2 separate regions of the Homo sapiens genome follow, and region 2 is linked to region 1. A link is an interaction called in ENCODE POLR2A ChIA-PET data of the cell type or tissue named here. Cell type or tissue: GM12878. All regions are shown on one strand.

Region 1 (2,500 bases):
CACACACACACACACACACACCCCTGTGGTGTCATGGTGTGTGCTGTGAGCCCTGCAGCCAGGGGGAGTTCCAGGGACACCTCCTTCCTCACCTCTGGTTTCTAGACCTCACAAACAAAAGCCCTGCCCACCTCCTCCAAAGCAACCTTTAGCTGGTCCCTACTGTCCACACCTGCGGTGACATTACTGCCCCCTGGAAACCAAAGGCAGGGAAAGAACTGGAGCAATGTCTCCAAAAACTGGAAAAGGTCCCAGTCAGAGCTCCACGGTGTGGGAAAAGATATGGTAAGTAGCCCCCAAAAAGTTTTGTTCTGTAGAAGGAAATTTCAGTTTCACATGAATCAAGCGCAAATGAGTAAAGTTTGGAGCAAAGCAAAACAGGAAGAAAAAAAATCCACAGAAGCAGAAAACAGTCTCTTCTACACCCTCTCACTACAATATATCTATTTTACTTTACAGAGTGTGAAACTCAGTTTTGACACAAAAGTCCTTTACAGCATGATGCAGGCAGGGATTAGGGATTAAGCCTGACCTGTAAAGTGAGGCAGAGCTGAGCCTCAGTTTTCTCATCTGTAAAATGGAAACAGATGTCAACCTAAAAGAAAGAGGCAGAGGCTTAAAATTTAAACTATTAAAGAGTTTACTTGAGCCAAAGTGAAGACAGCTGCCTGAAAGACTCAGGCCCAAGTAACCTTGGATATGAGCTCTGTTTGGCCTTTGTTACAAGCAGGTTTTTAAAAGCAAAAGAGGGGACAGACAGGGAGTGGGGCTGATACAAAGTTTTTTGTCAGGAATTCTCATTGGCGTACAGAAATAGCATTGATTAGTGGTTGGCCATCCATCGTTAAGCTATAGGGTGTGGATTATGGTACTGCGTGCAGCATTATTAGATTAATTTATAACTAATTGTGACAATAGCAATTTCTTTGTTTTAGAAACGGGTCTCACTCTGTCGCCCAGGCTAGAGTGCAGTGACGCAATCATAGCTCACTGCAGACTCAAACTCCTGGGCTCAAGCTATCCTCCCAACTCAGCCTCCCAAGCAGCTACAACTATGTAGGCTTGTGCCACTGCATCCAGATAATTTTTTTTTTTTTTTTTTTTTTTGTAGAGATGTGATCTCACCCAGGCTGGTCTTAAACTCCTGGCCTCAATAGATCCTCCAGCACCGGCCTTCCAAAGTGCTGTGATTATAGGACAGGCATGTACCACCACACCTAGCCAGCAACCAATTTTAAGAAATGAATACATAGGCGGGGCACAATGGCTCACACTCGTAATCCCAGCACTTTGGGAGGCCAAAGCAGGCGGATTACCTGAGGTTGGGAGTTCGAGACCAGCCTGGCCAACATGCTGAAACCCCGTTTCTACTAAAAATACAAAAAATTAACTGGCTGTGGTGCCAAGGCGCCTGTAATCCCAGCTACTGGAGAGGTTGAGGCAGGAGAATCGCTGGAACCCGGGAGGCAGAGGTTGCAGTGAGCCAAGATCGCGCCACTGTACTCCAGCCTGGGTGACAGAGTGAGACCCTGTCTTAAAATAAATAAATAAAAATAAAAATACCAAAACTAGCCAGGCAAGGTGGCAGGCGCCTGTAATCCCAGCTACTCAGGAGGCTGTGGCATGAGAATCACTTGAACCCCGGAGGCAGAGGTTGCAGTGAGCCAAGATTGCACCACTACACTCCAGCCTGGTGACAAAGCAAAACTCTGCCTCAAAAAAAAAAAAAAAAAAAAAAAAAAGTCAATGAATACATAGCTCAAAGAGGGTAGCAGGATGTGTTCGCTGTCTCATTTAATGTCTTTCCAGGCCTGATACTTTAAAAGGACTCACCTTCTTCCGATAAAAGTTCTTTTCTTTTCTCATAGATGTAAAGCCACTAGTTTTGCAGAGTTCACGAGGATTAGAAGTAGTATAAGTAAGATAGACCAATGCTCAGCAGACGGAAGGTGTGAGAAATACTAGATGTTATATTAGAGGATGAATATCCTCAACAGTGCACACCTCAACATTCAGTACACAGCCAGCATTATTTGTATGTATTCTTGGTACCAAGAAGAGCCAAAGAATAATATGTAGGAGGACAAGGGTCCTCCTTGCCAAGCTTTTTACATGCGCTGCTTAGAAAAGCCAGATTTTGATAATGGGGAAAGGGAGAGAGTCAGCGGCTCTGTCACAATAACTCAGTCTGATAGGCAGTCTTGCCTAAGTGAAAAACCAAACTGCTTCTTTGCTTATAGTACAAGAAAATTTTGGCCAAGGGCATTCTACTGCATGGGATCTGGCCAAAATTGTTCTTTGGTAAATGCTGTACTCAAACAATGGGCATAAGTAAAATCTCATCAAATTGTTTTTAAAAATAAACAGTTTGCAGAAGAGTTACAACAACCATCTACAGTTTATCAAAGGAACACATTTAAGTCAGCTGCTCTAAGGCTCTTAGAGGGCAGGAGCTTCAAACATAGCTCAGTATTTTTCTTTGTCCTCCTCCCCTCCCACA
Region 2 (2,500 bases), 110 kb before region 1:
GGGAGCAGACAGAGAGGTGCTTCAAGTAGAGAGGCCTCAGCACATGCAGGAGCCTAGAGGCGAGGGAGGAGACAGGCTGCTGGAGCAACTGAAGGAGGAAGCCAAGTGGTGGAACAACAGAACGGAGAGAGATGGGCAGGCCCTGCAGCCCACATCCAGCCCTGTCCCCCACACATGGCTCCTGTGTGTCCCCCAGACTCCTCTCCCTCCAATGCAGCTGGCACCTTCTGACCACACTCAGCCTTCTCGGTCACTCGGCCACCTGGTGAAGCCTTGCCGTCTTCCTGAGTGTAAGCTGAGCTCCTGCTACATGGCTGACCCCCCGGGGGACCCTGAGGGCCTCTGACTCCTTGAGGGTGTCAGTTTTAAAGATGAAGCACAGAGGAGTCGAGGAGAGGAGATAGTGATTTGCTAGAGAAGTGCTAAACAGAGAAACAAGGGCTAGGCCAAGGACACTCATGGACTCCACTGTGGAGGGGGACCTCCCCATCCAGCGAACGGCAGCATGCCTCAGGCTACCACGCCCATCACCAAGGGGCTACGTGCACCTCTGCCTCGCATGGGAGTCCTGGTGCTCCCCATGGTATCTGGCAAAGTTAATGACTGCCGTGAAAGCTGAGGGATCTCTGCTTTGCATCCCAGAGAATTTATACTTTGTAGAATTAGAGATGGTAGACAGCCAAGACACACAAAGAATTGAGTCCCTGGCTTTCTAACAACAGCTGGGTTTCAACGGCATCCAGGTCTTTAGCTACGTGAAATAAATGGCTGGCCCTGGCAAACAAGCACAGGCCTCCACACTGGGGTGAGAGGAACAAAAGGGGGCTTTACTTTAGAGAGTGACAGTTGAGGATTTCAATGTCAACAGCTGATGGCAAGGGACTACCTCTGAGGCCAATCTTTAAGTCAGAGCCTCCACTAGAAGTTGTCTGAGCTCAGCATGAGAGTAGCCAAAAACCAACAAACCCGGGTAAGATAAACTGTCCAAGATGGCAGACCCCAAGCATTATCCGCCACTCCCCTGTTCCATGCCCAGACACATGTCACCATTCCCTCATGCCAGATCTTCTTCCTCATGCACTCTGAACCCCAGTCAATCCAGTGGTCTAGGGAGCCGCCACCAACCAACCACAGCTGGCCTACCACAGGAAATCAACATGCCATTACGGGTAAGACAGGACACGTTGTTAAAAATAACTCCACTCCGGGTTTTTAACCAGGCCAGGAAAAACTAGGCTAATATTTAAGCACCCAGAATTACCATGAAAGCAAATTAGAAGGTGGCAGGTAGCCGACTGTTTCCCGGCAGTACCCCCATAGGTTGCCTTAGCTAAGAAGCCTGATGCTTAGAAAACCAACCAACACTTCACTAAATATCTCTGCCTGGGAAAGTTCTGGGGTTCTGGAAAAGCCGGCATTTGGCTCTCTGGGAGGCAACAGAGAGCCTGAAACATAAAAAGGCACCATCCACACCTGATGGGAAAACCACAAATGAGTGTCTTTCTGTTGTTATGCTCAAAGACGACCATTTGCTTTAAGCTCACAGGTCGGCCACAGGGGACAAACTCTGACCCCTTTCTGTAAGGGGGATTCGGAAGCTGGTGGCACTCACCAGCCTTTCCCCATAGTCAAAAAGTTTCATTGCCACAGGAGATGTTCATCTCCACTGTTGCCTGCCAGGTCGGAGCCACATCACCCCTCCTGGGAGCAGCCTTCTACCCGTTTCCTGTGCCCAACTCTCTCCTAACGCAAGTGTTACAAAACTCCAAAACAAGCCCGTAGCTCTGAATTCTGTCACCGAGCCCCATTCTCATTCTTCATAGCAGTCATCACAAGTTTTAGTTGTAAAAGCCCTAGACAGTAAGCTCCCTGAGGGCAGGAACTTTGTCTTGCCCACAGCTGAAGTCCCCTAGACTAGTGATTATAGGAATTTTTTAAATCTATATTGAATGAGCCGCAAGCACAAGTTTGAGGAGAAACATGTTGTTTTAAATGACTTGAGGCTTAAATGAGTATCTGAGTAGAATCAGTCTGAGTTGAATGTCAATACTTTCTGATCAGTGTGAGAGAGAGTGAGTGTGAGTGTGTGTGCACATTTCCATGTGGTAAGGGGGAAGCAGGAATGGAATCAGGAAAGCGTGTGGTCAGTGGACACTCCAGCTGCCTGAGAGTTAACCCAGAACCCAGCAGTGGGCCCCTCAACCTGCCCTTCCCCTCTCAGCGTGACCCAGAGAAAGAAGAACAAGACCCCGCTGAGGCTCTTTCTGCTCCTGGGGTCCTGGGGTGGGGCTTTGCCCTCTTCACACCACACCTAAGACAAGGCATAAGTGGCCCAGAACAGCCCCAGCCCTCGGTCTTCTGTCCACACCACACACTTGCCTGCCCTTTTAGAAATGGGGGCGGGGGAGGTGGTCTCAGAATTCACCACTATAGAATTCATCCATGTAACCACAAACGACTTGTACCCCAAAGCTATTGAAATAAATAAATAAAATGTGTG

The links. ChIA-PET counts read pairs that join two places held together with the same protein. Peaks named below come from ENCODE experiments on the same cell type or tissue, not always from the same donor. Only the 100,000 strongest peaks of a DNase experiment are listed, where the experiment ranks them.
Region 2: POLR2A ChIA-PET joins it to region 1 with 6 read pairs; 12 of 35 experiments call an interaction of 5 or more read pairs at or near these places.

Annotation. Positions count from the first base shown.
Region 1 is chr3:58,017,570-58,020,069 of GRCh38, reverse strand. The region is part of intron 1 of FLNB (filamin B); the gene reads right to left. Among named protein-coding and RNA genes, the nearest start is that of FLNB, 10 kb to the right of the region's middle. RefSeq lists an enhancer at 1-297. In GM12878, no CTCF peak of the experiment used is centred here; no DNase peak of the experiment used is centred here; H3K27ac peaks cover 206 bases.
Region 2 is chr3:58,127,841-58,130,340 of GRCh38, reverse strand. The region is part of intron 24 of FLNB (filamin B); the gene reads right to left. Among named protein-coding and RNA genes, the nearest start is that of FLNB-AS1, 42 kb to the left of the region's middle. In GM12878, no CTCF peak of the experiment used is centred here; no DNase peak of the experiment used is centred here.